4 separate regions of the Mus musculus genome follow, and regions 2, 3 and 4 are each linked to region 1. A link is a loop called in an ENCODE intact Hi-C map of the cell type or tissue named here. Cell type or tissue: left cerebral cortex. All regions are shown on one strand. Region 1 holds the start of Gm39736 (a long non-coding RNA gene). Region 2 overlaps Rps6kc1 (ribosomal protein S6 kinase polypeptide 1). Region 3 overlaps Rps6kc1 (ribosomal protein S6 kinase polypeptide 1). Region 4 has its middle 35 kb from the start of Gm38452.

Region 1 (8,000 bases):
TCAAATCACTAGTCTACCTTTGAGGACACATGGGTGGTATAGCCAAACCAATCAATATCCTGGGTGCTGAGCCAAACTGGCCCAACAGTGACAGGCCTCGGGGGCCAAGAGTAGCTGAACACTAGTCCTCTCTTTTGGTCAGTGTTGTTTGCCCTGAGGCTCCAGAAGCACCTTAGGGTGTCAAGAATGCCAGCCAGCTCTGGTTTATGTAACCCTTGTTTTGTTTCCCGTTGGGAGGCGAGGTCAAAGGTTAGCTTTCATAGAGGTCCACTATCCAGACTAGGCCTGGGACCTTTCCAAGGAGGCAGAGTCCAGTTGACGTTGGATGTTGACCTCTAGTGTCAATGAACAAGGGACCAGTGATGAAATCTTTCCCTCAGGTTTTCTAGGTAAGAATGGAAGCTTAGCTATGTAAAGCCATAAGTAGACTTTGTTATTCTAGGAGTCCTCTGAACCAAGCTGCCGTGGTTCACCATGGACTGATGGTGTGACAGGTAAATGGGCCTCTGTTTCCTTGAGTCTAAAATGAGGCAAAGCTGAGCCCGGCACTCGGACTCTCCTGAAGTGTTCTTTGTGTGTATGGTATATCTGTAGGCAATGCTCCTCAATGCATGTGTCTACATATGTGTGCGTGTCTAGAGCCCCGAGGGTGACTTCGGTCTTTATCAGACTCCATCTTGCCACATGGCTTCTTACTGAAACTGCTCCAGCTGACCTGGCTGGCCAGCAAGCCTCAGAGATCCCTGACTCCCCCCCGTGCCCAGGGCTGGCATGGCATGGCAGGGACATACCATTGTGTTTATCTGGGTTCTGGGATCTGCACTCAGGTCCTGCTGCTTGCACAGCAAGCGCTTTACCCCCTAACCTATCTCCCAGGCCACCCCACCGGAGTCTCAGTAAAAGGAGTCACGGAAGCCAAGAGCTTAGAGCTGTACACTGCCTGTAGCCAGCCCAGGAGATGCTATTGTTTTTCTGTCCTTGATACCAACTGCAGCCACTCAAAAGAAATGGCTGTGCGGTGGGCACCCTGTTAGGCATAATTTTATCTTCATAGAAACTCTCTGTGCTACCGACTTTTCGTCCCCAGGCATAGATGAAGAAAGTGAGGCATGGGGACCATTTGCCATCCGCTCAAGGTTACATATTAATGTGTAATGGACATGGAAGTCTAACTCAGGGCTGGCTGGCACAAACGCTTTTGCTTTTCGCCACAAGGTACCCTGAGCAAACAGAAAAACAGAACAAGAAAAACCCTCGTCCTAGGCATGTTCCAGGCCTCCTGAGAAGACTGCCCGGGAGCTCTTTCAACAGCCAACATGTCAGAGTCGTGGCTGTGACATTGTCAGGCGATTTCTTTAAAGGATTCTTTTGTAGCTCTAACTAGATCGTGGAAAGTTTATTTTCCATAAAATCTTGATGTGTTTTCATAAGCCTTTGTGTAGCTTACGGGCCGTTCTGTTTTGCCTTAGCATTTAAAGATCTGGTCTTCCTTTAAGGGCACAGAGGCACCTTCAAAATCAAACCGATCAATGTCATTGATTGGCTTTGCTGCTGTGTGCAAAAGACATTTTGTGAAGGCTTTCTGTGCCAGCTGAGCCTGCGACCATTGATGGCATTTGAGACCCATAGGGTTTTGGATGAGGGGCAGTGCATGATAGGACAATCCTGTGCACTGCTGTGGGAAGCGAGGTGAAGTTGGGGTGCGTCTTATGATGGGAACCGTGCAAGTACAGAATCCCCGAGGCTCCCAATTCTCTCATTCTTCAAGAGAAGCCTGACCATCATACTTCACCTGATGATCTGTCCCACTAGAGTGGAGTTGACTCTGACCTGCTCCTCAGCCAGGTCTCTCCTCCTGGCTTCTGAACCTTTTCTCTTCCCCCGCCCCCAAAACCACAACAAGGGAAGATTGACAGCTGGATGGAAAAACCCACAGTGTGGTCCACAAATACAGACAGGGCCAGACGTGGGGGAAGATTCTCTTTCCTTCTCTGTTTGTTCAGAGATAAAGAGGCCCATTCAGTCCACATGGGGTCCAGTAATTTAACCATAAACTACATTAATGGATGCCAGAAAGTGACTGCCCTGCTTGGGTTGAGTCCAGAGTCAGGCACCTCAGGTTCTGAGCCCTCTGTGCCAAGTGTCCCCAACCCCTCCCTTCCAAACTGTTACTTTCTAAGCATTTACTCGGCAATTTCAGAGCCATGGACTTTTCTTTCTCTTCTATTTCTTTCTTTCTTTTTTTTTTTTTAAATAAAAAAAATGGCTTCTTATATTTCTAATCATTGGTGATCCTGGAGTTTCAGATCTGACAATCCCCGTTCCAAAGACAAAAGTTCTTTTCTCTTCTCTCCTCTCCTCTCCTCTCCTCTCCTCTCCTCTCCTCTCCTCTCCTCTCCTCTCCTCTCCTCTCCTCTCCTCTCCTCTCCTCTCCTCTCCTCTCCTCTCCTCTCCTCTCCTCTTCTCTTCTCTTCTCTTCTCTTCTCTTCTTTCTCTCTCTCTCTCTCTCTCTCTCTCTCTCTCTCTTTTTAGTTCTTTACTGGAATTCTTCATTCTTTCCCATCCACCCCAGGCCCATTTCTCATTTCCTCAGGAAGCCATTTAGCTAGAGGCGTAGGGAAAGTTGCCTAGCGCATTTCATCAGGCCCTACAGACGCTCACATACCCGGGCAGGGATCAAGCACTGAGAGCACACACAGCCTTGCCCATGGGCATTTCTGCCTGGGGACAGTTAGAAGGGCTCTCACCTCTACTCACACCAGCTTACTTTCAGGAACCGCTGGAAGTGGCAGGGTGGCCCTGCATGTCTCCTTCACAAAGCTTCCACGGGGTCACTGGACAGGACGCTTCTGTGTGCTTTCCAGGGTTCTCTTGGAAAAGCACCTGCAGAGACCATCTGGGGCGCTGTAGCGGGAAGTTGCTGCATTCTGTAACTTTTTCAGACCTTTACTTTGTAGCTGAGTTTCATCTCCTGGGAACAACAGTCTGGCGGACAGGCTGGCAAGCCCTCTGTTCTATGCTCTGGAGGAAGGATTCACATCTCCAGGAGGAGTAAATAGATGAAACCCAAGAGAACAAATCAAGTGTGTTTTTTGGTGCTAACTGCTAGGAAGAAATAAAACATTTATAAAAATAAAATGTTTTACTATAACGACCAATTTCCATTGTGTTTGCAAAAAAAGTGTCCCTAATACTCTGGAATCAGTTGTTTGTTGCCAGGCATCAGTCATCCCTTGGGGGACAGGGGATCCCTTTGTCCTATCTACAGCAGGGAGCCTACATCTTCCCCCAAAGGTAGGCTAAGAATTTTCACCAGCAAAGATCTGGCATCACATGGGTTGCACTAACTCCTGGTTGGACACCATGTGACAGGAGAAAAAAATAAAAGTCTCTAGGGGGCTTGAAAATATTCTCCACTTTATGATCTCCAACAAATGGAGAACTTGTGAGAAATATCTGTGAGGCAAAGAACAACCAGACAGAGTAGAGTGTTTTCAAGTCCACGGAAAATCAGAAGGCATTCTCGTGCCCTTAATGTTTCAGCATTGGCCACTGTGGTTGAGATCAAATCTAAGCCTTCTAAATCCTAGAAGGACCGTGAGCCTTGAGGGAAGGCTGCTTCTCCTTCTGTTGGCCCACATGCATCTTCCTGGGGTTTGAGAAGTGTCCCACATTTCTTGCTTTGCATTTGATCCTTCCCACTGAATTAGTTGGTGGGGGAGCCTCCAGGAATCAGGTGGAGCTAGCAGGAATCAGCAGAAAGCCCTTCAAAGAGCCTACGCTCTGCTCTGCCAAGCAACCAGCAGATGTCAGCAGCTCATCTACTTTTGGTCCCTGGCAGAGGTACAGAGCCCACCAAGAAGGAAGCCTGGGGCTGACACCAGCTGTTTTTTAAGTCTCTGGCATGGGTTAAGGAATGGGTCCACTCTTAGGTGGACAACTGAAGGCTAGGGGATGGCTTACTTCAGGGGAGACAAGCAGATGACATTCATGCAATAGTTTCTTGCTCTTCACACTTGAATGGGAGTTTGTGGTTTTTTTTTTTTTCTTTCTTTTTTTGTTTGCTTTTGTTTTTAATATTGGTTTTTGGTCAGTCCCATTTACAGATACCAGGACTTGTCAGAGAATTAGACAAGCTTTGTTGGGAAACTTTCAAAAGTTAAAGGTAATTAAATTTGCTTTCAAATATGATTCCTTGCCCTTTAAGATCTGTTTTTGAGGAGGATCCCACTAGATTCTCGAGAAAGAATGCTTAGCAAGAAAAATTCGGCTTGAAAATTCCAAACAAAATTTCAAACAGGAGGTCCAAAAAAGATGTGTGAGGGATGGAAGTCAATTAAGACCAGCTCCTGAGATTGGTTATTTAGTTTACAAACCCAGGGTAATCCCTCAGTCTAATAAATGTGAGACCAAATACCACTGGTGAATTAAACATCAACACAGCTAAACATGCCTTTGGTTTATGGAGGAGAGCTCCATTCTCATGTGTGCCCATAGCAAATACACCTGTCAGCATGTGCTCCTCAGAAGCCCAGGGTCAGGGTGAAAAGACAGTAAGATCGCATTTATTAAATGTTCTCCAAGCTGGGGAGCATGTGTGCCCATGTGTCCGTGGGTACACACAGGCTTGTGTAAATTTGTACCTATTGTGCTTGTGCATTCATGAATGTGTTTGCATGTGCCTGTGTGTGCATGTTTGTGGTTGTGCATGCGTTTGCATGCCTGTAGGTGTGTGTGTGTGTGTGTGTGTGTATAATATCCAGTGTCTTTTTCAATTGCTCATCATCCCTTTAGACAGGGTGTTTCACTGAGCTTGTTATTCATCAATTCAGCTAGGCCAGCCAGCCAGAGAGCCCCAGGAGCCTCCTGTCCCAGTCTCCCCAGCACTGAGACAACAGGCACAAGTTGCCACGCCATGTTTGGCATTTCATGGGGTTCTGGGAGTTGAACTCCGGTCCTTGTGTTTGCTTGTGCTGCTGAGCAGGCCATTCCCTGAGCCCTGGCCCACTCTCCTCTAGTCAGCCCTAGTGTTTCTTGTGTTTGCTGTGCTGCTGAGCAGGCCACTTCCTGAGCCCTTGCCCACTCTCCTCCAGTCAGCCCTAGTGTTTCTTCTCCTGCTTTGCCTTTTCACGCTCCTGGCTTTGTTGTCACGGAGTCTGTGCTTCAGGGTCAAACCTTCATGGTTCACACCATTGTTGGGCAAGTCTCTGCGGGGCCGGACTTGCAGGGGAAGGTCAAGTGACTGCTGTTGTAAGAATCTCTGGGGAAATCTAGTTGGCATTACATGTAGGACACAGCCCCCGAGGGCTGGCATTTAAGGTCTGTGGGGGTCATCTTCCATGCTCATAGACTATGGCAACAGCGCCATCCCCAAGGCTTGGTACATGGCTCAGGGAGTGATGATTTACTGACTGACAAACTGCCTTTCCCAGTGGCTCTTCACATCTCTCACCGACTCCTGGCATCATCACCCTCCCACATTTCTTGTGATCACTTCCAAAGCTCTTCGGTTCCCTTCCCAGGTCGTTCCTAGAAACTGCCTTCCATCTCATTTAGATTCAGCTGGTGCTTTAGACTCTGGCTCCTGGCTGGCGCCTTCACACGTTACTCCAGCTTAATGTTATTTTATGTCTCTTAATTCCTCAAGTGCCCAGCGTACCACATCTTTCATTCTTTTAATTAGCCATCTTATTTTACATGAATAATTACATAGATATAATTATATAACAATAATTGCATATGCAACACACAGTGTATTTTGTATTATATTGCCATCTCTATGATGTAAGTCTCTTCTACATTTTCTTCCAAAATAGATGGGTAAACTTCTTGAAATTTGAGGTAATTTTCAGACTCCTTTTATCAGTGGCATGTCACCTGATGATAGGCACTTCACACGCCGTGAAAGCAGAAATAGGTACAGGGGTGGGGGGAACAGGATGGGACAGTGTCACTGGTGAAATGCCTGCCTTGGGAACACAGCATGTGCTGGACCCTTAGAACCCATTAAGAAGTGTGTGGTGGCCAACCCTGTAATTCTGGCTCTGTGGAGGCAGAGGCAGACGAAGCCTGTGGGGCTTACTGGCCAGCTACCCTAGCTTTGCCTGATAGGTGAGCCCAGGCCCTAAAGAGACCTTGCTTCAAAAAAATCAAAATTAAAATAAAAACAAAACAAAACAAAACAACAACCAAACAAAAACAACAAGGTAGATGGTGCAGATGTGTTCTGTTGGTTGGTTAATTTCACCTCAGCTTCTAATGCCCAGAGTAGACCTCTCAGGGAGTGAAAGTGCTAGATAAAAGACAGATCTCAGCTCCTTCCTAATTTACTGTTCTTTTGAAATCCTTGAGCAAAGTCTTTTACCAAGTTAATCTCTTCCTGAAGACTGTGGCTTCTTTTGGCTAGGAGGACCGCCAGGCCTCAGTCCCTGGAGGGAAATTTGACCTGCTAATTATATGCAAAGACTCTCTCCCCAAAAGAAGGCCTGACTTTGTTGTCACTGGGAAATGTCAACAAATGACATTATCTCCCTTTGAGCAATGTCTGGCTACACAGGGAAGGTCAATAGAGAAGCCAGGTGAGAGTGGAGACCTTGGGATCAGTGGGGACCTGAGGTGGGATGGATGAGACAGCTGCTGAAAATCTTCCTGCAACTTTGATCTTGTGGCTGAAACTCATGAGGAGAAACTAGAGAGGCAAGGCATTTTTCTGTGACCCTGTTTGTAAGTAGAGGAAGCTGTGCTAAGAAGCATGCTGGTGTCCCAGTGATGCTTCAGCCTGTTGGATTAAATGCAGTCATAAGTGAGTAATGCCAGCTTGCCCCTCCTCTCCCTTCTGCCTGGATGGGCCAAGGTCAGTGTAAAGGCAGATGAAGAGCTGGCTATAAAGACTCATGGTGGTGTTGGCCTCTACTCACCCCAACCACAGTGTTTCACACCACTACCATTTTCAGTCGTTACCAAGGTTCTTCTGAGCCTATTTCTTTTCTAGAGATAAGGAAGTTGGGGCTTATGGAAGTGAGCAACCAGGCCCTATGTCACACAGCTCCTAGTGGGTGGAGATGGGTTTTGAATCGGGCAAGATGTCCACTGGTCTTGGCTTTGTCAATCTCTGCCTCTGCATTTGTGGTGCTTTGAATGTAGAATTGTCCCCTGAAGGCTCATGTATTTGAGCTCTTGGTTCCCACCTGGCGATGCTGCCTGGGGGAGGTTATGGAACATTTAGGAGGTGGAGGGAGGGAGTCACTGGTAGCAGGCTCTGAGGCTTTCTAGTTTGCCACTGCTTCTTGTTCATTCTTTGTTCTGGCCACCATGCCTTCCCTGAAGCAATGGTCTGCATATTTCTTGAGTATTTTACCACAGCAACAAGATGGTAACTAAGGCAGTGTCTAAGAAAGGGCTGTTCATGATCCTTTGTCAGTCTGTGTCTTTTTCTTAAAAGGAAAGGACTGAGCATCTGGTGTAGGGCAGCTTTGTTTGTGCCATTGAGTATGGGTGGTGCACATGTGCAATCCCCATCTGGCACAGTTGCAGAGGAGAGGGCTCAACCAATGATGTGCTTAAGGACCTGAGTTTGAATCCCAGAACCCACATTAGAAGCTGTGATTGGCTGTGCACATCTATAATCTAAACACCGGGGAAGAAGAGCTACCAAGATTCTTGGAACTCTCTGGCTAGCCAATGTAGTTAAATTGATAGGCTTTAGATCCCATGAGGGACTCAAAATAAAAGATAGATTTTGTAGTGTGTATGTGATAGTTGAAAAAGAAACTCCATGCTTCCTTAACAGCCATTCTCACTGGTTAGACGTTCATTGGGATGCATGAAGTTTGAGACTGGGCATATGTTTGGGTAGATTCCTTAATCTAGCTATGTGATATTTTTATTTGTGAATTCATTACAGTAAAGTGATTTAAAACAACAACAAAAAGATGGAGATAGATTAATGAAAATATCTGATATAATCTCTGACCTCCATATGCATGCATGGGTTCTGAATC
Region 2 (8,000 bases), 750 kb after region 1:
TGCTGATCAGTCCAGAAAAAAACGCCTATGTACCAGGGACCTACTGATCATTTTGCTCAAGGGCAAATTCTAGCAAGTCACAAATGCAACCCTTCTCAAATTAGCTTTAAACTCAGCCGTGCCTTCCATTACTTTCTCCAGAAGAGGAAAAGCCTGCCCTAAGACCACAGTCCCATTTCCTGACTATGTCCTCATAATTTCTAAATACACAGCTTTATTTATTTTGTTCCTGTTTGCTGAAATCACTCTACAACTCTTAAATGCTCATATTTAAATAAACCTCGCTTCTTTCATCCTTATTATTCCTGTTGGGAATTTTTGGTGTATTCTAAAGTGTCTTGCTTCCTCCTCTAAATGAATTTTTTCAATAAATCCCTCATGCCCATACTTTATAGTTTTTATAAAAACTCTACAAATGTATGAAAATATACTTTAAGAGTCTTCCAAGTAAAATAATTCCTTGAACTCAACTCTTCGGTGGAATTCTGTGCTTGATGAACTTCAGTTCTGACCAATTTTTGTATAAGAAATGTGTTGTATGATTGACATAGGTGATCTTATTTCTATTCAACAATCTACTTACTACTATGAAAAGGAGGCCTGAAAAATCTTAAATAATTTGTCCAAGATCAACACAAGCATCAACGCCATGTCTGGGACAAACCATAAGGGCCTAGCAATTCTCAATGACATCGAAATCTCTAAATTAAGAAGTGTCTGATGGTCTCAACACATATTAATCCACCCCTGGGTTGAATCCTAGCTCTAATATAAAGCACTGAAGTACACTACTGAGTACCACACTTACTAAGAAAGAAACGGAGGGGAAGGGTGTGATGGAGAAGGGCAGGAGAGACTACTCCCCCAAAATATATTCATGAATTATGCGTGACTAGTCGGTCTGGGGACTCTCTGGGGAGCACAGGACGGAGGCATTGAGTGTCCTGCTCTACCCTGAATTCTGCAGACTGAATGCTGTTTCACTTTTCACTGTCAGCTGTGAGCTGTTTTCAAGTGTGAAATCGCCTAACAGAGGAAGCAAAGCTGTCATTTGACATCTGGGAGCGTGGAGATGCGGCTGCAGAGGAAAGTGTGTCGGTCCTCTTCAATTCATGCACACTCACCTATAAAACTCCAGGCTGATAACTAGTCAGTGAGAAAGACCAATGTAAATTTCAAGTTTTTAAAATTAAGGGTTCATAATGGGGTTGAAAGTCACAGTGTCAGAGACACAGGAAACAGGCGTGTGGGTGAGGGCATTAGCTTGATAACCAAGCTGGATCCGATTCTGTTCGCCTGAGCTAGCCTGTACACTGAATTTTCAATCAGTCTTTGTATGTCACATGGTTAAGAGTATAAGTTTTATTTCTAGCTGCCTTTGATGGTAAAAGATACTGCTATGAAAACATTAACTACAGTCCCTGACATTGTATTTTATTTTTCTATAACACTAAAAATGTTGTAGCAAAATTTATTCTATGCTACTAAGTGGAGAAATATTTCAAATCCTTGGGTCAAAAACTTGGTGAAGCTCTGGTTTCTATAGCATTGGAAATAAAATTCAAATTACCACGAGCATGTGCTCAAGAGAAAAGTGAGCGGCACCCTGGCTTCTGATCACTACCTGTCCTAGTGCATCCAGGAGCTCCTGAGGGTGTGCCCGAGAGAGGACAGTGCTGCAGACCTACTCAGTGCTGCATACCCTCTGCCTACCTGGCCCACTGCGGCCCTGCTTTCCTCTTTCTCCCCGCCATTCTGTTTGTATGCAGTATGAAAGGAAGCCGTTTGCCATGAGTGAGGTTTATTTAATAAAAACCTTGCTAGATAATCCAAAGATACGAAACGAACCCGAAAAGTCCAACTTTGAGAAGAGGGCTAAGTCTGCTCTGTAAATTCGTATTCTCAAGATCCTCTTGATAGAGCCGCAGCTGTAGCCATTTAAGGGCCGGCTTTTTCACAGGCACAGACAGACAGAGCTCCATGGGTTTTGTCTTTGTATCGCTGGATCTCTTTGCTTTAACATAAAAGGCGATTTTTTTTTTCAAGTTCTTAGTTTTTTTTGCAGGAACTTGTGAGCCTTCGTAGACATGGCTGGAGGTCTGTGGCTTTAAATCCAAGATCACAAAGTTGGCAGAAGCAATTCTTAAACAACAGAAGGTGATCATTTGCATTTCAAAATTTATCTATCTTGCTTTTCCCCTCAATTAGACCCAAACATGTTGATTCCCAGGTTTCTGTGAGTGTTTTCTGGTCTAAACTTATTTATAGAACAGAATAATAGCCCCCCTGCTAGTCTGGCGTTTGCTCAAGTTTCTGTCCATGTAAATCGAATCTGTTACTGGAAATTTTTCTCAAAATATCAAGGCACATCATCCACAAGATAAAAGGATGCGGTGATAGTATAAAGTACAGGCAGGTGGGTGATGGTTTTTGAACAAACAGCTGATAAGGATCCCGGGAGGGAGGAGGGCAGGGGCAGGCCACACTGGATAAACAGAGGGCAGAGCTCCCCTCAGCACCCTCTGGACTTTCCTTTCTAACCAGGCAGCAGAGCTTTGGCTTTAGTGACTATCTCAGCGGGACTCAGGTCAGAGTTAGGGGGAGGGCCGAATGTGGGAGAGAGAAATTGCTGCCAGGGACTCTCTTTACCTTCTGCTGTGGTCACTGTGCACTGGAATGCTGGCCCATTGCCACTGCTCTCGGCCACTGACAAGGGAGACTACCTACTCACAGGAGAGCCTTTTGGTTTTTAGGGATGTGCTGCAGCTTGAGGCTCCAACCCCTCTAGGATTCCGAGGTGCAGGCTCTGCCTCTATAGGTTTGAGGTCCTGTTAACAAGAAGGAGGCATCTACTTTTCTGGGTTTCTCCTTGTCGCTAAAGTTGATCTGCCCAAGGGTTGGAGGAACAACCCCCGTGGCTCATGCACAGAGCAGTTAAGCAGCTGGAAGGTGCAATTCTTTCATACAAACAATCACAACAAAGCCTCTCTTTAGACTACAGTTTGGCTGGATTTTTTTTCCCCCAAACACTATGAAGGACAACCTGGAAGGGGACTGCAGAAATCGAAGAATCCATTAATGGTATACTGCCACCTGCTGGTCAAATGTGAGGAATGGCATTCCTGGAGCCTGGACTTGGAAACTGGTGAACATGGAAAACTGTTACTTGGAATTAATTGTTAACCTGGAACAGTACACTTGGAAACTGATAAACTCAGTGAGTGAAACTGAGGGTTTGTGTGGGATAGTTTTATTCCATCATGTCAAAAGGCTCATATGCTAAAGGAGAACCGGCCTGTGAGTGCTCAGATGGCAAACAGCCCCACAGCCACTGCTTCGGAGAGAAGCATGCACGCACGACACTCAGCTCTAATCTCCGTGGCACACTGGGCCCCACTTCAGGACAGAACACACTTTACTCACAGGCTCTCCTCCCAGGTCTAAGGTGGACTCTAAAACCTCCAAATTCACTGTAATTAGCAAATATAGCCATGCTAGCTGGAACCTAACATGTGAGTTCTTAACCACGTTAGAAAGTGGCACCAGTGAACACAAGAGCAAACAGTCTCACTACAACGTTTCCGTTATTCATTAACTACATAACAGCATCGGTTCACAAGTGCTTGTTTGGGGGAAAGTTGGGGAATTTGCATTGGGTTGAAAACCTGCCTTTCCTCAGCCCAGCAACTCTCACCAAGGTAAGGTTCCCTAAAAACAATAAAGCCTTTTATTCCTAATTATCATCGTTTCCTGTGGAGCCGAGCTAAGCAAGGTGAGCAGCACAGCAGTGAGCCAGCACCAACGAAAGCCCATGTGGGCACCCAGTGACCCAGTGGAGCCCACCCACTCCCTCGGCCTGAGACCCCTGGCAGCCAGTGGGCGAGGGATGAGTGAACTCTGCGCCTTTCTGAGACTTAGTGCTCAGAAAAACTGGGCAAGCTGTGGGGTAAACAGCACCCCATCTGCACTGACAAGAGGGCAACACAAACTCAACGGATATGCTTAACTATGGATGCCAACAGAGGCCTGGACGGCCACAGACATACATCTGTGATGTTAAAAACAAAAAGCAGACCCATATCTTAATAAAATTTCAAGTCCACCCATGTGGAGAGGCTCAGGGGACACAAGGCCTTCCTTAAGACACTTCAAAGAACACAATGAGTTTCCAGAGATATATAAATGCTTTTACCAAGAGCACACCCATACACACCATCTTAGATTCCATACAGTTCAATCCCCTACTTTTCTTCGTTAGGGCTGAAGGGGTGAGCAGACCCGACGAGTGTGTGAGCCACTAGTGAAAGGCACAACTGGCAGAGAGAAGCAAGAGCCACCTTTCAAGTGAAGCATTTGAGGAGAGTGCTCTAACCTGGGGCACAGTACATTCTCGCTACGGCATCGCTGTCGCAGGAATCTTCAACCTCACTCCACCTGCTAAAATACGTTAGCTGAATGTGTCCTAAAAACAAAACGACAGGAGAAATCAAAACATTTTTCTCTTCCATTTTCTGCAGAAGCGAACTGTAATTACTCCTTTTGTAGCTAAAAACAGTATCATTAAGAATAATGGCATCATTAAGTACTAGAAGCTATTACTGGGGGTGAATTTGCCGCACTGATAATGAAGCTCTAGACAGGAAATGAAGATACTAATTACAAGATAAAACGCCTACTCAGTTAATTGGAAGCAACAGCGAATAAAAAGAAATGCATTTGTGAAAGTTCCTGACCTCCATCATTCAATAAGATGTTGTTTGGGTTCAGATCTCGGCACACAATCCCCTCTCTGTGCAAGGCGTCAAGGGCTACCACCATTTCCGCTGCCCATCTCTGAATGCAGCCCTCTGGGATGAAGAACCTGGAGCTAGCTGCTAGTCGTTTATCCAGGTCCTCAAAGATCTGATGGATTTCCTTGTCTGCTTCCCCGGCTCCCACACCTCGCTCCTGGGCCTCCGAGTCTCTCTGGAACAGAGAGTTCGCTTCTTCTTTAGTCGGTTCTGTGAACAGCAACACCTCCTCCGACGTGGCAGTGTCGGCGTATGCACTGTGTTCTTTATTAGCACCTGAGCAGGGACTAGAAATGTGGAACAGGCTTTCTTGCAAGGCCTGTGCAGTGACCACTACCTCCACCTGCCCCAGCCTGTCAGACTCGGAACGCAAGCTGGAAAACAGAAACTGGTCTGGGGAGCTCCTGTGATCAACGGCAGCCTCGAATAGCACCCCGGGATCTGCCTGAGCATCGTGCTCTGGGATCACACCTCCGGGACAGAATTCAGTGGGATCGCTCAGTTCCTCTGGGCCTTCTGGTCCCAGACCATGGCACTGTTCAGAACTCAGCCTGAGGCACAACACATCCGGGGCTTCCAGCAGTTTACTATCCAGCCTGCCTGCACTGGCCTGTGAAAACTTAGGGTCCATTGCTGAAGCCTCTTTGGTTGGCTGCAGTTCCCCAGGTAAATTCACAAGAAGGTCAGGCCTTCCCTCCTCAGCCCCACTGATAGCCTCTGCAGCCGCCTCTTTAAATGAGATAACTGGGACGGAATCATCTGAGCCCCGGCTCACGGAGTCCTGAGCTTCACTCTCTCTCTTGCTCTCACCAGGATCAAGACTCTGAGAAGGGCTGTCTCCATCTTCAAGGGTAAAGAGGGCTTTCAAAGGCTCTGGTTTCAGACTGTGTAATTTCTCACCAAAATCCAGTCCCAGGAGCTCACTTGTGCTGTCTTTACTGTCTATTCTGAAGAATTCCATAGGGCTGTTTTTTGACCTACTGAGGGATTCAGATGTTGGAGGAGAAGAAACCGCCTCTAGATCCTCACCTCCAGAGAAGACCCTGAGGTGGGTGCTAGGGCTCACACTGCCAGTGGCGAGGGATGCTGGGGAACTAACCGCCTGGGTGTCAGCCTTGTCCCCTTCAGGCTGCATAACAGACTCCTCGCTCAGAGACACCAGGTCCATCTTTTCTTGCCCATACTCGTTGCACAGCGTCAGGTAGCCCGCTGTGCACTCATCCTCTGAACTGGAGCCCGAATCCAGCCACTTGGGAGAGCTGGGCTGGCCGTCGTCTTCCTGGTTGCTGTCGTCTTGAGAACTCGGGGTGAGACTGGTCTTCAGAGGCAGAGCCTTCAGCATGCTCCCCGTGTCGCTCCCTCTGGACTCGAAGCTGCTGCCGCCCTGGGGACTGGCACTTGGCTGCTGCAGGCACACTCGAGGAGGCATGGACGGTCTCCCTTCCTTAATGTCCAAGCTTTCCTGAGAGCTTCTGTTCAGAAATTTACTGATATACGACCAGAGTTTTCCACCTGTGAACAACAGTGACAAGAAATTAAGATGTCTCCCTTGGTAGTTACCTGAGCCACTAAAGGAAATGAAGCACTATGATAACTAGCCACAAAATAAGTCAATAAAAGTCATTAATATCAAAGACCCAGTATGTAGTACATGCAACAAAGTGTGATGGTCTTCTGTGGACTTCAGTAAGTGTCCAATGCAGTGTTGATTATTTTAAACATTATGACCTATTTCTTCCTGTTAAGGGCAATTCCTTGTAATCCCCACACCGCTAGATCTTTAAGTAAAACATTGCTTAGTCTTCTGCTTAAGTCATAACTAGTCCAGCAGAGATATGGTGCTGCTTAACGCTGTACACTGCAGTAGGAAGTACTGCACCAGTCCACTCTGAAAATGCCCAGTGCAGACCTGGGGACCAGTGGGCGACCTGGAAGCTGGTGCCTTCAACAATGTTGACAATGTTAACTTTTTCTCCCATCTTCTGCCTCTGGAACACGGCACATACTTAGTATGAACAAATATGACTACTGGGGAAGATTAACTGAGCAGCTATTAATAAGATGAGTCACCAAGGAAAGAACAGCCCATGTTCTGACACAGACCCAGAACCTACCTGTGCCATCAAATGAACATGAAATATCCCAGCACAGTGTCCACAATGCTGGCCACAACAGTGCTTCCGTTTACTATAGATTAGAGAGATGTTCTAACTAGAATCTACATATTTTTTAAAAAATCACAGAAACCATATGGGTTAGAAATTTAATTATTAAAAACCATATCAATGCCGGGGCCTAGCAAACACAGAAGTGGATGCTCACAGTCAGCTATTGAATGGATCACAGGGCCCCCAAAGGAGGAGCTAGAGAAAGCACCCAAGGAACTAAAGGGAACTGCAACCCTATAGGTGGAACAACAATATGAACTAACCAGTACCCCGGAGCTCTTGACTCTAGCTGCACATGTATCAAAAGATGGCCTAGTCGGCCATCACTGCAAAGAGAGGCCCATTGGACTTGCAAACTTTATATGCCCCAGTACAGGGGAACGCCAGGGCCAAAAAGGGGGAGTGGGTGGGTAGGGGAGTGGGGGAGTGAGTATGGGGGACTTTTGGGATAGCATTGGAAATGTAAATGAGGAAAATACCTAATTAAAAATAAATAAAGTAAGCCAGCAAAAAAAAAATATATATATATATATCAAATGCATTCTCCATGACAACAGAGACTGTTCCCAAAATTGGAAAATGAAAGATGTGTTAAGGGCAAGTGAGATGGCTCGACAGGTAAAGACGCTTACTGCTGAGTCTGATGACTTAAGTTCAATTCCAGAGACCCACATGAGCAGGAGAGAATCAACTTCTGCAGACTGTGCTCTGACCTCTGGGCACATGCTGTGATGTGCATGTCCACACACACACACACACACACACACACACACACACACACACACACACACGTCTCCCTACTTAGATGAGGAGGGTGAGTTTTCAGATCAGTTTTCATTTGCTACTGGGTGTTGTATACCAAGGCAGCTAGACTGAAATGTGTAACCATTAGCAGCCAGCCACAGGTATAAAGCCATCAAAGGCACCCAAGAAGCACCTGCTTCACAACTCACTCCAAGAAAGTCAGTATTCGGCTTATCCTGCTCTCAGCACCAGGAGCAGTAGGGTCAGTGTCAGTGTCAGAGCCTTGCACCTCTCCCTC
Region 3 (8,000 bases), 720 kb after region 1:
ATAAAGTGCTTCCTGCTCAAGCATGAGAACTTGGGTTTGGATCCCCAGACCTAGGCCCAGTATGGTGGCACAGGCCATGTAATTGCACCCCTGTAAGCAGGTACAGGAGATCTCCAAGGCTTGCTGACCTGTCAGCCTAGACTAAATTCCAGGCTCAGTAAGAGACCTTGTCACAAAAAAAGGTGGAAAGTCCCATGGGATGGGTCAGTGGGTAGAGCACTTGCAAAGCAATTCTGGCAACCTGAATTCCAGCCCAGAACCGACATTAAGGGAGAGAGAGAAAAACAATTCCATAAAAATGTCCTCTGACCTCCACAAACACAGTCACATGTCCCTTCCCTCCCATCCCCCCCCCCTTCATAATAACAAATAAAAGGGCAGAGGTCACCCCACATCAACTTCTGCTTTCTACATGTATGTGCACACACATCTGTGCATACACACAGGAACAAGTGCATGCGCACGCGCGCGCACACACACACACACACAAAATTTAAAACACACAAGCCTCACTTTCCTGATGTGAAATTCAACTCCCCTTGTAAAAATGTAAAATGAGCTGACCCTGGAAGCGCCCCAGGTAAGGCTTGCCAGAGAAAAAGCACAGCAGCAATGTGACACTTCGAAGTCTGTGCTGGTCTGAATGACAGCAGCCCCTATAGACTCATAGGGAGTGGCATTATTAGAGGTGTGGCCTTGGTGGAGTAGGTGTGGTCTTGTTGTAGGAAGTGTGTCACTGGGGGCGGGTTTTGAGCTTTCAGATCCACGAGCCAGGCCCAGTGTCACTCTCTCTTCCTGCTGCCTGCCGATCCAGATGTAGAACTCCCAGCTCCTTCTCCAGCACAATGTCTGCCTGCATGCCACCATGCTTCCCACCATGATGACAATGGACTAAACCTCTGAACTGTACACCAGCCCCAATTAAATGCCATCCTTTGTAAGAGTTGCTATAGCCACGGTGTCTCTTCACAGCAATAGAAACCCTAACAAAGACATAGCCTTTGCACTGTCTTGAACAAGATGGAGACTAGATGCTGAATTTCAACTGTCAATCTCCTAAGAAAGACCATGAACCCCAATCTATTCTAGGAATCAAAACTCGAGACCTCTAATATCTATGCCATGGACTGCAACAGTGGCCTGGGAACAGGAGCTGTCTGTAAAGAAGCTGCAGTGAAGCAGCCGATCCCTTTGGGGACATAGATACTCTCAAACAAATGCGCCTCTTAAAGGCGCGAGCCACCAGGGCCCAGCTTGGATCCTCTCTCCAACTGCCTGATGGTCTCCTCAATCATCCTTTCCCACTGATATGAAGACTGTGCGACTTCCATGGAAATCTCACAATGTCTTCTAACTTAGAAGGTGTTCCCGGGGCAAGCCAATGTCTCACACATTCTAGGCAGGAGGGAGACTGACTGTCCAGAAAGGCACTGCCAAGGATCAGCAGGATGGGACCAGAACTTGCCTTTCCAGCTATGCCCTATCCTCTTTCCCTAAAGCTTTATATAGATGTAATTTCGAACCCAAAGCAGAGTTGCAAGAAGATTCACCAAGTCCCTTGAGAACCATTATTCTTGAGAACCACTGAGCAAACCAAGTTCTGTCAAAGGTCTGGGACAAAGAGGGAAGTCATCCTCTAATATCCTGAGAACAAATGTCAGGATATTACTGAAACAGAAAGCAAACCATCTACATAAGAGTAAACTGTGAGGCTGGGCTGCGATCCAGAGCTTTGGGCTCTGAGTGGTGGGGCATCATTATCAACCACAAATACAGAGTTTGGTTTGCTCTGAGGACAGTGCTAGACTTGGGAGGGACAGGAATGGGATCACAGCTCTCCGCATCCTCCTGTCACTCAGGATTCTACCTCCAGCTCAAATTTCTGTAGTGAACCCTAACTACACTCCTGCCTCTAGTCTCTTTCTTTTCAATCACTTCCTATTCTCATCCTACAGTTATCTCTCCAAAGAAGTCATGCAGACCAGCTACCTCAAAACCTTTATTGGTCGCCCACAATCTAGAGTCCACATCTCATGTCCCAGCATGGCCGTTAACCCAGACCCTCTCATCTCCATGGACCAGAACAACAGCTCTTTTCACCTCTGCAGTACACAGCAGAGTCTCACTCACTCATACTCATTCATTCGTTCATTCTCACCTTCTCTCTCCCCTCATTCTCTCTCCTTCCTTTCCTTCTCCCCACACCACCCCCCACCTCCCATGTGTCTCCTGGAAACTGTCCTTCCTCTAAACAAAGTACAGGGGTGGGGTGGGGGGGGGGATACTTGTGTTTAAAGTCTCTGTGGGGCTGGAGAGATGGCTCAGTGGTTAAGAGCATTTGTTGCTCTTGCAGAGGGTCTGGGTTCAGTTCCCAGAACCCACACGGTGGCTCACAACCATCTGGAACTCCAGTTCTGCTTCTAATGACCTTTTGACCTCTGTAAGCACGTGGTGCAGACACACATACACATAAAAAAAATCTTTAAGATCCTTTATAAACTCTGCAGTGCACAGCACATGCTCGCCACATGCCATCTCTCTGAGGATGAGTCGTCTTTCCCTGTTTTGTTTTGTTTTGTTTTTCAAAGTCCTTGAAGCGGGTGCTCTGTCTTTAGCTCAGGGAGGGGCAGATGCCAAGGGGTTGAAGACAAACGGTGAAGCAGCAAGAAATCAGAAGGAACACATGGTGAAGTGGAAGGAGGTTTCCATTTCTTCGTCATTCAGAATTCTCGTGCAAGAATCATCCAGCCTATAGTCTCTTCCTAGACCAATGCTAAGGAACCAGACTGGTGTCTAATTTGCTTTATGTTCTTCTAACTCTAGACCTGGTTTTCTCTGTCAGTTGCTTTTGTGCACATCTCCCTGGTGACCAGGGGAACACAACTCAGTCCCCTGTGCTGTCACTGAAATTGGGTTGTGTCTGTCAGTCCCTCTCCTACTTACCTGTTTCAGTGGGTGATCAAACTTAAGCCCTACAACCTCCCAACCTTACCAAGTAGGCGAGCTCCTGGCAAGCTCTGATCAGCAGGCGTCCCAGAGAGCTGACCTTCTGCTGATTTTCCTCTGTGAGATTTCCAAGAGCAATAAGTACATTCAGCTGCTATTCTTACCATGGTCAGCAAGCTTGCCCTCCTGAAAGAAACCACAGCAGCCCACTGCAGATGCTGGTCTTGCCTTCACAGCAGCATGCCAGCTGCTGGCAGCAAGGGACAGAGCCAGAAGGGAGCAGGACATTCTGTCCACCCAAGGCAGGCCTGCCATTCATAAGCTGAGGCCAGAAGGAGCAGTTTTGGTGTTTGCCTAACTCTTCCAGAGGAAGAACAAAGAATTGATTTTACTTTTTACTGTGCTTGAGCACTCGGGCACTTGTGGTGTGTGTGTGTGTGTGTGTGTGTGTGTGTGTTTATGTGTGTGTGTGAATGTATGCCACAGAGTGTGTGTGTGTGTGTGTGTATGTGTGTGTGTGAATGTATGCCACAGAATCCAAACGAGATTTCCAGATCCCTGTTATAGACCACTGTGAGCTGCTGATAGAAGGGATCAAACTTGGGTTCTCCTTAGGAGCACGAGCAAAGCACTTTTTACCCAAGCCACCTCTGCCGTCCCTCTTGTCACAGTCTCCTCAGCTGTGTGACCACCAATGAATGTGCTAGTGAGTGGGGGTACAGCAGCAACCCAAACTCTAGCAATAACAAGAAAATAGTCACAAGAAACAGGTAAGTACCAATCCAAGGCTTTTGTTAACCTTGCTTCTACAGTGTGAGAATATCATACTAGTTCATGGTAGAAAACAGAACCCACGGTGTTCTTGTACAGCACAGAACTTGGTCCCTTCTCATCTGCAGTGAGATCCCACAGCAGTGCCATCTGATTGAGACTGAAGGTCAATTAGTCAGAGGCACAGCCAGGATGCCACTCTAAGATGCTCTACTGTATGCCATAATCTTCAAGGGGAGACCCTGAAATGCCAGGCTCCATCATCCACAGCATTGTGAAGCAGAACCAAGTACTCAGAAGAAGAAAAGGGTGGTGTGTGTGTGTGTGAGTGTGTGTGTGTGAGTCTAGGCAGAATGGCAAGAGGGGCCCTCGGGAGGCAAGGATCTTCTCAGTCCTGCAGCCAGACTGCTTAAGCACTGGCAACTTCTGGGGCAAGTGAATCCAGCATGGCATGCTGTGGGGGCCTGGTACAGTGTTACTGACCACCCACCCCAGGTACATGGGTGGCACGAGAGAGAATCCATCCTTGGTTCCCACTGACCTAAAGTGTGTGCAAACAGGAAAAGGTGAGGGGAAACACAATAGGGTTGCAGCAATTTAGAAACAGTTTGAGTGATGCCGGGGAGATGATTCAGCTGGTGACGGGCTTGCCATACACAAGTAGGGGCCTGCATTCAGACCCCCAGGATCCACGGAAACCCAGGCACAGAAGAGTGCAGCTGCCTCCCAGGGCTCCCGTGGGGAGGAGAGCATGGTCGGACTCCTCAGCAGCCTACAGGCTGCTAGCCTGGTGGACACAGCTAGTGAGAGACCTGTTCCAGACAAGGTGCAAGGTGAGGAAGACTCTAATGTCCACAACCCACACATACGCACATACGTTATACAAACTAAACAAGGCAGTCTGGACAGATTGCCAAGATCCCAGCGAGCCCCTGAGAAAAAGAATGGCCACCAGAGGGAGGTGCTGGCCCAAGGAACCCCATAGTGTTACGATTCCTGAGGATGACAAAATTCAAAGCTCCAAAAAAAAGAGTACTCTCATGCAAAGACACAGCGTACTTGTGGGAGTGTGTGTTCATAAGTTCCATAAGATACACACATATCCAGACATTACATCGTGCCCAACAAATGCATAATTACCTTTCAATTAAAACTAAACCTAAAAGAGTTCCCCTATTACTGTTAAGTCAGTTGAAAATATGTCAGTGTCTGCAAGCTTCTACCATGAGGATGTTCTCAGATGCCGTTCTCTTTGCTTTTAGAGGTGAAGTTGGTGATGTTCATATCACAGTGTGAGCACTGGCTACCTGACTGAAAAAGCCCTCCAAAGGGCGTTTCCTCTGAAGAGCAGAGAAAAGTGGACACCAGAGCTTCCAAGTAAGCATAGAAAGTCATGGGTGAGGACCACTCAGGTATCTGCACGTCCAAGTTCAGGACACCATCACTTACAAGAGCCCAGCAGTGAGAACATGGAAAGTCAACGAACAGATGCACAGCCCAGTCAGATGTGAAAAACTGTCAACACCGCACCGTTAGCACGAGGACAGTAAGCCAGGCTGGGAAAACAGGTCACCAGGATCAGGGCTCAGTCAAGATGGCAGCTCCTCCTTAAGCTGGATCTCACTCACCAGGTGAGTCACTTAAGCAAGTGTGACATAAACTCAACAGAGTACAGTCAGTCTTTAATAAGAGACAGGTACAATCCACAGCACGGAATGACTTAGAAATGACACACTAGGAAAACCAGACACACAGAAGCACAGTATATGATTCTACTTACATGAAGTTACCTACCATAGCCAATCCAGGAGCTGGGGAGAGGTCAGAAGGCAGGAACTGTGGAGCACATAAGGTTTCAGCTCAGGACGATAAATGGTTATGAAGAGAGTTAGCGCAGATGGCTGCACAAAGGTTTAAGCATGCTAAACCCGTTTCTGCACTGTATGCCTAAAGCTGGCTGAAATGGGGCTAGGGAGATGGCTCAGTGGGCAAACAGGAGGGCTCCCATGTTAAAACACAGGCAGTGTGGACCTGTGGTCCCAGTGCCAGGGAGGAGGCAGGATCCCAGTCTTGCTGCCAGTCTAGCCCAAACCAGTCTAGGTTCAGTGAGAGATACTGCCTCAAAAATGCAATGGAGAAAAACCGAGGAAGATGCTGTGCTGGCTAGTTTATGTCAGCTTGACATAGTTAAGTCACCTGAGGGAGCCTCAATCGAGAAGATGCCTCCATGAGATCAGGCTGTAAGCAAGCCTCTAAGGCATTTTCTTAGTTAGTGATTGACAGGGGAGGGCACAGCCCACTGTGGGTGATGTCATCCCTGGGCTGGTGGTCCTGGGTTCTATAAGAAAGCAGGCTGAGCAAGCCACGCTGAGCAAGCCAGTTAACAGCACCCCTCCGTGGCCTCTACATCAGCTCCTGCCTCCAAGGCCCTGCCCTGACTTCCTTTGATGATGAACAGTAAGATGGAGTGTAAGCCAAATAAACCCTTTCCTCCCCAACTTTCTTTTGGTCATGGTGTTTCATCACAGCAATGGGAACCCTAAGTCAGATGCCTATTGTTGGCCTCTGACCCCCTACACGTGTGGACATACGAGCACACACACATTCAAAATGCCACTAAAATGGCAAAACTTACCTTTATTCTAGTAAAAAAAAAAAAAAAAAAAAGACGAGACATTTCTTTTATGATTTTGACCCACATTCTACTCCTCCACTTGAGCTAATTAAATATTAACTACAGCAGAAGCCAGTCCCCACCACCAGAGCTTTAAACACGTACATAACATCACATGAAAGGCCCATGGCCATTATTCCCTGTTTATTTCCAAAATAATTTGTGTTCAATACGGGTGATGTGTTTACACTAAGTACACGCTCCAATAAAACATACGGAAAGAGATTTGACAACTGTGGAGGTTGCCATGGCAACCATTTATGTTACTGTCCTTTGGGGCAGGGCCTTCACCTTAGAGATGCTGTCCTGCTTCCATGTCACAGGGCACTTCTGGAAGGAAGTTCTGAGCGCTCCCAGACTTCCCGCCGACACACACAGGAAGTGCTTCTGTGTCTCACCTGCATGAGTTCCTGTCATGAGGCCAGGGGGTGGTGAGCCAAAGCTGGTCATCTGGACTGAGGGCTGATCTTGGTGACCTGCTACATCCCAACCTGGTGTTGTCACAGCACTTCAGCTGGGTTTCAGGTTATAAGGGGACCAAACAGGGAAAGGGGGAGTCAAATGCCGGAAGAAGGGGAGCCTGCACACTTCCTGTGTTTCAGTAGGCACCTCTGCTTCTGAGTCTGCAGACGGGTGCGGAGATGCTCTTGGGGCCGGGGTGGCCTCTCACACACACTCACAAGCACATGGGTTAGAACAGAAAAACTCAGCACTTGCCCAGCATGCAGGCAGGAGGCTCTGAGGCTAATCTCTGATACAGCAAACACAAACCAAACCCATCGGCAACTGCAAAAGGACAGAAATGTCGGGAGCTGCTGGTGGCCTCTCACACATAAGCAGAATTCTGTAATGTCTCCATGAAGTGTGACAAACACACACCAATACTTGTGCAGCACCTGTAATTTTTGGCAAACAACATGGTGGCAGCCGCCCTATCTCAGCAAGACAAAGGAGTGGCACCAGCAAACGCTGGACACAGGTGAATGCCTGGTTTTTCCCCAGAAGAGCTCAGCTCTGTGAATCATTAGACAGGAGGCAGGACACTGCTCTGCGTAGATGATAGACCACGGCTCCTGGGGTACCAGCCCAAAAGAAAACGAACACACTAAGACGCTGCAGGAGAAACTGTTCATGTTTCACAAGAGAAAGGACAGAAAAAGACCCTTCAAAACGAACCTTTAAATCTCAAGCTATTAAATGAGGAAGGCAGACAAGGTTTAACCACATTTATTTGACACCATGATTTCTTAGTCTTGTTAAGCTGGCAGTTTGGGGGAAATAAATACCCCTCCCTTTCTCACTGCATGTGTGTTAACAGAAGTAGGAAAAGCAGAATCCAAAAGACGCAGCAGAGGATGCAGGAAATAGCGCAGGGGAGAGGGGAACTGGGGGACGGACATGTGTGCTCCCAGGAGCCCCTCAGAGTTAGTAGCATCGACCAGAAAGTTCAAAGCTGGCAAGAGTGTTTTTCCTCAGAGGTAGCCAGCCTGCTCAGCACTGGGCACTCCATTTTGTTTTGCCAGTCTACTGGTGACACTGTTCACAGAGCGCATTTAGTGTCACTCAGCAGTATTGACTATATCGTGTAAACCAGTCTTGTTTAGCAGAA
Region 4 (8,000 bases), 650 kb after region 1:
TCACCAGGAAGACACAAAAGGAAAGTGTGTGAGGTCCATCAAAGCTGAGAATGAGCCCTGCTATCGGCTTTCCAATCGCTGTGGCAAACCCTGGTTAGGGAAAGCGGTTATTCTTGTTCACACAGTAGACGGATCCAGGTCATGACAGGTTGGCCTGTTTGCTTTGGGCTTGGCAGGACCAGGAGCATATCATGGCCGGTGCACATGGACTTCATACCATTATGAGCCAAGAACCAAAGGAGAAAAAGAAGAGACCCAAAGTCCCCTTTTGAGCGTACCTCCCGCTGGTCTAACACACACACACACACACACACACACACACACACACAAACCCATCTATTAAAGACTCTAACCAAAGCACTTTCCTGGATCCCAAGCCTCCTGCTCATAGATCTGGGGACACCTAAGACTCAAACTATAGCAGCTCCCGGCTGTGTGCAAAATGCTGCAAACCAAACTGCTACAAGGGAAGATGCCCTCATCTCGGCTCGGTGTCTAGATGAAGGCAACAGCAGATCTGAGTCTTCCTACGCTCCGGAAGGGAGCACCTGGCCCAGCCTCTCCCTTGGCTTCCAGTTTGTGCGAGCTTTGGTGTTCCTTGACTTGTAGATACACCTCTCCAACCTCTGCTTTCATCTTTATGCAATGTTACAAAGACATATGTAGGCTTATGTATGTGTGTATGTGCATATGTGTGCATACTTATGTAGAAGTGTGTCTGTGTATATGTACGTGTACAAGCAGATTCAGATGTTTATATGTGTGCACATCTTTATATACACATATGTGTATATGTGTGAATATTGTGTATTTATGAATGTGTTATATATGTATATGTATGCACACATACATAGAAGTGTGTCTGTGTACATATATGTGTGCAGGTGTAACATATGTGTGTGTGTGTATGTGTGTATATATGTAGGCCTATGGGGAGGAGAGGGTTTTTGGGTTGTTTGGCTTTATTTTGGTATTTGCTCACTGTTTGAGGGGATACTAGTCCATCATAGCAGAGAAGGCATGGCATTAGGAGGCTCCAGTCCTGTGCGAGCACACAATGAAGTAAGACTCGTCTCCCCACATCTGACAGACCAGGAAGTGGGACCAGCTACAAGAAAAGATATGTCCCTAGTGATCCACTCCTCCAATAAGGCTCCCTCTGAGAACAGTGGTGCCATCTGGGAACCAAACCAGGACGGGGCCCAGCCCACTCCACTCTGACCGCAATGCCTCTTTGCAGGGTTAGAGCTTCATCCAGTGCTGCTGGATTGCAATGGACACCACACAGCTACGTTAGATCTCATTTCTAACCCTTCTACAGTCCTGCAAGGTAAGCATGTTACATACGATAAAAACAAGACCCAGAAAGACCACAGAACTTGCTAAAGACACCTGATGTAGCCTCTCCTTGGCAAGGGTGTGGGGGCTGGCAGCTGCCATTTCTTCCCTGGGACCCTGAAGCCCCAATGGAATGAGTCCTTCCTCATCCTGTGTAGCTTGACCTGGCAGGTTGAATGTGGTATGGAACCCTGGTGGCCTAGGAGGTGCAGTTGTGGGGTGAAGCAGGGCCCGCCTTGCTTGGCAAGAGTCTCCACCTGGCCCAAGCTCTGACAGACAAAACACTGTGTGTGTTATTATCACACAGTCACCTGGCCTCCAGAGTTATCAGTTACTAAATAATGAAACACAACGAAGCCTGCCTGCTACATATCTGGACTCCATAAATGTCAGCTTTCTCTTCCTGCCTCAAGGCTCTGAAACGGCCCTTCCTACTGCCACTGCATGCTTTCTGATCATGGAGTGCAAGCTCGCTGGCTGCTGTCAGAACAAGTAAAATACCAGTAACATTCAGCAGGCAGCAGCTAGGTAGCACCTATCACCAAAAGCCACCTTTACTGTTCACCTAGTTCATGTGTGGCAGTGATACCAAGTCACATGACAGAGCCTAGAAAATCTCCCAGCATTCTGAGTGCAAGCACCACCACCCTCCCCACTTTTCAGATAAGGCAACTGAGGGAGAAATGTTGGTTACTTTGGAACTCTACTCTGGTCTTCGCTCTGGGGTTTTGCCTCATCAGAGGGTGATCTGATGTCGGGGTCATCTTTGTCCTGTAGAAACTTGGGTTTCATCAGCTTGTAACAACACTCCTGTGTCCACCCAGATGGCATGCCTGCATTAATCAAGGGTGGCCAGAGAGGCCTTCAGAGCTGGCCTGAGGAGAAGAGGATGTAGTCCTTCCAGAGATAGACGGATCCAGGCAGATAGCTGAGCCAACAAAGTGTTTGCCAGGCAAGCATGAGGACCTGAGTTCAATCCCCAAAAATCCAAATATGGTGGCAGACGCTTGTAACCTCAGGGATGAGGGTGGAAATGTGCAGAATCCTGGGGCTTCATCCCATCACGAGCTCCAGATGAGTGGGAGACTCTACTTCAAAACGTAAGGCAGATAGAATGGTTCCTGTGGTTGATCTCTGACCTCCACATGCATGTGCACGCGCGCGCGTGCACACACACACACACTGGGGGAGAAATGTAAACCCTGCTCCTATTGTGTTATTGGCACAGCTCCCAAATGCTTTTCCCCTAGAAAAGCCACAGATCAATGCCCCAGATACCAAGTAAGAGTACTAAAGTCCAAATAAATGGAGTTTCCCTACACCCAAGATCTGCCATGACGACCCCAAGCTTAGAGGTGTGACCTCCTCATGCAGGCAAGGCCAGTATCCACTTCCAGACTCCGGCTTCTCAGACGAGGTGAGAATCCTTCACCCTCAATCCTCTCCTCCCTTTGACAACGGCAGCTTCCTGCAGCCTTGCCGTGCTGAAAGATTCCAGCAGCTTCCAAACAAAATTCGATGCAGCCACAGCTTGAGAAGTGCCCCGGTGCCCAGGCTCCCGGCCTTTGGGGCCATTATTCACTTAGTATCATTCAAAACAAATAAGAACGGTAAAACATCAGCTGGAGCCAGGCCAGGCCAGAAGGGACTGGAACATCTCATAAAACCGTAGTATTCCATAAATAGAAAGTATGAGAAAACGCAGGGAAAACAATGGTTTAGGACATTCTGACCTCCATCCAAACACAGATCACCTGAAATAACAGCATCGATGGGTGCCCATCTCAGAGACAACAGGAGCACTGGTAAGGACGCCCTCGACAGCAACCTCAGAGAAATAAAGCGAAATCCACCATACACAGGACAAGAACTTCAGCTTGCTCCCCTCTCTTCCAGCAGTTCAGAGAGAGTCCTCCAGCCACGCTCGCCCCAGCAAAGGAGAGGGGGCTGGGCTGGAACCTTCAAGTTAGACATAATAAAGACATTGGAAACAGTTCACAACATGCCCCTCCTTATCAAGGACAGCTCTGGTTTACGGTGTGTGTCCCTGTGTCATCCTTGGCCTGCAGATAATGTCTCCCATTCCAGCGCTCTGGGGGTCGCCACGGATGGCTTACCTCAAGGTCAGCCACTCACAGAAAGACTGTGGTTGGGATGTGTTGAAAATAAACAAACAAACAAAAAAATTAAAAAGAAAGCATAGTGGATAATCAAAATTCAATCACTCAAAATACAACCTGGTCCTAAAAAAATAAAAATTAAAAAAAAAAAAAACACAAGCAAAAACACAGATGGAACAAGAGTTCATATTGGTAAATAAAATAAGCCAAGAACAGAAAGAAAAGGAAAAGAAAAGAAAGGAAAAGAAAAGAAAAGAAAAAGGAGAGGTGGAACACTGCTCCCATCTGGAAACATGATGTGACTGGCACGACCTGATGATGTGACCACTACGTGACGTGATCACTTCTCTTCACGTCACTTGCTCCTCTAAACCTCTGGGACCTGGGTTTCTTTGGGGCTTGTATCCTCTCTCCAGAGAAGCTCTCAAAGGCTTTCTTCTCCAGAGGCCTCTGGAATCAGAACCGTCACACCCCCTAGTGGTAGCCTGATGAACCCCTTAAGTTACTCCACTCACCCCGCCCACAGGGGACAGTTCTCCAAGTGTTCCCCATCAACCTGGTGCTTCAGACAAGCAGCCCAGGAGAAAGGGGCTCCAGCCTTCAGACAAACCTGAAGACAATGAACGAGTCAGCTTTTCCCCGGTGGAGTCTGGCAGGTGTCGACCTGTTCAGGGCTCCGTGACTCGGCAGCCTCAGACTACAGTGGGCTCCACATCCATGTGATAGAACTTTTGGGAATTAACCAAATAACTACCCCTCACTGGATATAAATCATCACAGTACATCCAATAGTGTGTGTGTGTGTGTGTGTGTGTGTGTGTGTGTGTGTGTGTGTGTATACACATGTGTACAGGTGCCCACAGAGGCCTCGGTAGAGGGTCTGACCTTCTAGAGTAGGTCAGGACGTACATGTAGTTGTGAATCATCTGACATGGGTGCTGTGAGCCATGTCCTCTGGTAGAGCAGTGTGACTACTCTGGACCACAATGTCCCCCACAGGCTCAAATATTTGAATGTGTGGTCCCTCCCACCCACCCCCATTGGAGGAACTGTTTGTGAAGGATTAGGAGGTGTGGCCTTGTTAGAGATGTGTCACTGGGGGTAAGCTTTGGGGTTTCAAAAGCTCATACCATTCCCAGTTAGCCCTGTGCCTCCTGCTTTGAGATGTAAGCCCTTGGCTATCACTCTTCCACTATGCCAGCCTGCCTGCTGCCATGATGGCCATGGACTCCCCCTCTGAAGCTGTAAGCCCTAAATAGGCTTTCTTCTATAAGCTGCCATGGTCACTGTGTCTCTTCGTAGCAATAGAGCAGTAGCTAAGGCAGGCAGCAAATGCTCTTAACTGCTGAGCCATCTCCATCTCCTAGTACTTCCATTTTTAGACAGAGAAATTGATGGTCAGAGTGCTCAGTAATAGCCCATCATCAGATGAGACAGGGGGGTTTCCGTGAGTCCCAGTACACACTCTCCCAGTTGCCTCATCTAAAGTTAAATTAAATTAAAATGTCAAATAGCTTGCTTAGATGACCCAAAAGTCTGAGATCTTAATAATGACAAAATCAAATTCCCACTATGCCTGTCATTCTTCTCGGTCCCTGTGTCACTGGCTACAGGAAGCAAAACAGCAGGAAGCTTCTAGCTGAGAGAGAGAATGAGAGCCAGAGCCAGAGAGAGAGAGAGAGAGAGAGAGAGAGAGAGAGAGAGAGAGAGACTCACAGCACAGCACCTCTCAGTTATCTACAGAGGGCATGGGAACCCAATGACACACTCCTGGTGGCATTACAGAAACTGCCTGGTTTTCTGAGCCAACCATGATTTTCTTGTGTTTCCTGGGCCTGCTGGCGTGCTTTTACAGTGGTAGCACATTCTGTAGGCATTTTGAAATGGAGATTACAAATCACATTTTAAAATATTTTCTCCTTTCGTTTATTAAGGGAGGTTCATTCAAGCCATGGCAAGCATGTGGAGGTGGATTGCTCTCCCACCATGGGGGACCCTGGGGATTGAACTTGGAACAGCAGGCTTGACAGACCTTTACCACTGCGTCGTCTCACCAGTCCAATACCTCACATTTTAAATGTCACATCTAAGTGCATACTATGTTTAAAAGCTTAATTCTGACAATTCAGGTTTGGGCGTTTTATTACACTATTTTTTTAAGTTTGTTATTGTTGTTACTGCTGCTGCTGTCCGGCACTGTTTCTGACTCCTCCTCTTTGATTTTATGAAATAGAATCCAGAAGATAATTTCCCTTACCACTGAAAGTTTGGACTCAGGCACAGCTGGATCCAGGGGCTCACTGAGCCTCAGTGAATGAAACTGGAATAGGCTGCTAGAAAATGCCCCCGCCCCTTTCATGATTGACACAGACATCATCAGCACAGGGCTGAGCCATGCTTTCTGACGCTGGCAGTCTTGCAGTGATCCTTGCTGACTGTTTACAGAGATTAGATTTCCAGTCTGTACCGGCTGGGTTTGTGTCAACGTGACACAGCTGGAGTTATCACAGACAAAGGAGCTTCGGGTGAGGAGATGGCTCCATGAGATCCAGCTGTAAGGCATTTTCTCAATTAGTGATCAAGGATGGGAGGGCCCATTGTGGGTGGGACCATCCCTCGGCTGGTGTCCTGGGTTCTATAAGAAAGCAAACTGAGCAAGGCAGGGGAAGCAAGCCAGTAAAGAACATCCCTCCATGGCCTCTGCATCAGCTCCTGCTTCCTGACCTGCTTGAGTCCCAGTCCTGACTTCCTTTGGTGATGAACAGCAGTATGGAAGTGTAAGCTGAATAAACCCTTTCCTCCCCAACTTGCTTCTTGGTCATGATGTTTGTGCAGGAATAGAAACCCTGACTAAGACACCATCTGTAACACTGTCCCGTGCCCCATGCCTCTGCTGCTTCTCTGAAGACTACAGTAGGTCATGGGGCTTTCCGGTGCATTTACCTTAAAGGCTTAGTTCTTAGAATGTCAGTAGTATAGATCCATGTGTGCATGCACTGCTATTAATGGTCATTTCTCCCAGCGATAACACTTTATACTGGCAAAGCTTTCCCCTGTGTCTGTTTTACAAATTTACCATTTAAAGCTCCATAATTAGCCTGGCAAAATACATACGTTCCGAGATATAACTATAGTTCAAGGTCAATTAAGCTACAGGGGAAGAGAGGAGAAAATAAAGAGGGAGATGGGCATGTACATATTTAAATTCACATTATGTGTGTGTGTTTGCAAGACACATATAAATGGCAAATAGGGAAACTTCACAAAAAAAATGAAAAGACAGACAGCTAGATAGCCCCAGATTTTAATGCCACCCCCAAGGTAGAACAGGTGGCGAAAATATAATAAAACATGTTGCAAGGAACTTGTCATGAATTTTAAAAACAAAAACGCCTACAGACCAAATAAGCTGCTCTGACACTGGGCTAAATCCGAAGTTCCCGAACTATTTTAAATGACAAAGCAGAAGCTCCCTAGAGAAGGTCCAACAGAAATGGTTTGAGGGCAATTGCTGCTAAACTCATAGAGAGAGGAACTTGGAGAGAGGACGAAGCCTGCTCTCTCTGCCACAAAGGCCACGTGCAAACGTCCACAGCCAGACCATGTGCAGGACCAAGGTGTGCCCACAAAGGCCCCTGGGAGCCTCCCGTGCTCCATTGTTGGTGGGTTTCTCAATGCACATGTGACAGGATGCTGGGCTCAGGCTCATGGGCAGCCACTCCAGGACCCCATGTGAAATAGGCCAGAGATAGAGGTTCTAGCTAGTACAGGCTGACCCCCCCACCCCACGCTCAGCAGTGCCCACCCTCACACCCTCATCTGTTTGGCCATTGCAAGCACCAGCCTGTGCTTTGTTCTTGGCCAACCATATATGAAGAAGTCACTTCCGTGGCCCCTCCCTGACCTCTGGGAGGCTGGGTGCTGCACAGAGGTCACCTTGGTCTACTTTCTACTATCAAAGCGGCTGGACCGACAGCATCGATCTCTGTCTCTTCCAGCACTGTGTTGACTGCAGTATGCTTCTAAAGATAATCTAGGAGATGCACATAGTGTGCACCTCTGAAATTCCACCACTTGGAAGGCAGAGGTGTGTCATGAGTTTGAGGTCAGCCAGACCTATACAGTAAAACCCTATCTTAAAGGGGCTGTAGGTGTAGTTCTGTGGTAGGGTGATTGCTGAATGCACAAGGTCCGGAATTCAAGGCCCAGCACCAGAGGTTATGCAAGAACGAAGGGTAGAAGAATTAGCATCCCTGCTTTCTTCCCTCATAAATCCAAGCATCTAAAGAGATCTGGAAAGAGGAGAGCTGAGCTGCACAATGAACAGGAAGCCTGTGTCCATATGGACCTGTGACTGCCTCTGGGTACCAGCATTCTGTTGCTATGCAAAAGTGAGGAGGGAGGCCAGAGGGCTGAATCTTAATTCACAGAATCTTGATGCTTAAATATTTGGTTCCCAACCACCAGAATGACATTGATCAAAAGGAGCCCCCTGGAGATGTAACTCGGTTGGCAGAACCCTTGCCTAGCATGCACAAAATT

The links. Hi-C counts contacts between places; a loop is a spot of excess contacts. Peaks named below come from ENCODE experiments on the same cell type or tissue, not always from the same donor. Only the 100,000 strongest peaks of a DNase experiment are listed, where the experiment ranks them.
Region 2: a loop joins it to region 1, with 16 times the contacts of the local background. A loop is called at or near these places in 16 of 42 quality-filtered maps.
Region 3: it touches region 1 in a loop (2.8-fold over the local background); 2 of 42 quality-filtered maps call a loop at or near these places.
Region 4: a loop joins it to region 1, with 14 times the contacts of the local background. A loop is called at or near these places in 11 of 42 quality-filtered maps.

What each region holds. Positions count from the first base shown.
Region 1 is chr1:190,042,187-190,050,186 of GRCm38, forward strand. It overlaps Gm39736 (a long non-coding RNA gene), which reads right to left and starts at 2,964. Exons shown (of 2, transcript XR_865850.3): 1 at 2,748-2,964. It overlaps Gm30446 (a long non-coding RNA gene), which reads left to right and starts at 6,538. Exons shown (of 6, transcript XR_865859.2): 1 at 6,538-6,578. In left cerebral cortex, a CTCF peak has its summit at 3,803 (motif pointing right); DNase peaks (open chromatin) are centred at 3,797 and 5,519.
Region 2 is chr1:190,794,280-190,802,279 of GRCm38, forward strand. Rps6kc1 (ribosomal protein S6 kinase polypeptide 1) reads right to left here. Exons shown (of 15, transcript NM_178775.4): 11 at 4,734-6,302; 12 at 4,373-4,462. Among named protein-coding and RNA genes, the nearest start is that of Gm51740, 22 kb to the right of the region's middle. In left cerebral cortex, a CTCF peak has its summit at 3,093 (motif pointing left); DNase peaks (open chromatin) are centred at 3,090 and 4,963.
Region 3 is chr1:190,765,277-190,773,276 of GRCm38, forward strand. It overlaps Rps6kc1 (ribosomal protein S6 kinase polypeptide 1), which reads right to left. Exons shown (of 15, transcript NM_178775.4): 15 at 7,603-8,000. Among named protein-coding and RNA genes, the nearest start is that of Gm39738, 8.3 kb to the left of the region's middle. In left cerebral cortex, a CTCF peak has its summit at 4,654 (motif pointing right); no DNase peak of the experiment used is centred here.
Region 4 is chr1:190,691,842-190,699,841 of GRCm38, forward strand. No RefSeq gene overlaps it. Among named protein-coding and RNA genes, the nearest start is that of Gm38452, 35 kb to the right of the region's middle. In left cerebral cortex, a CTCF peak has its summit at 3,941 (motif pointing left); DNase peaks (open chromatin) are centred at 3,940 and 6,842.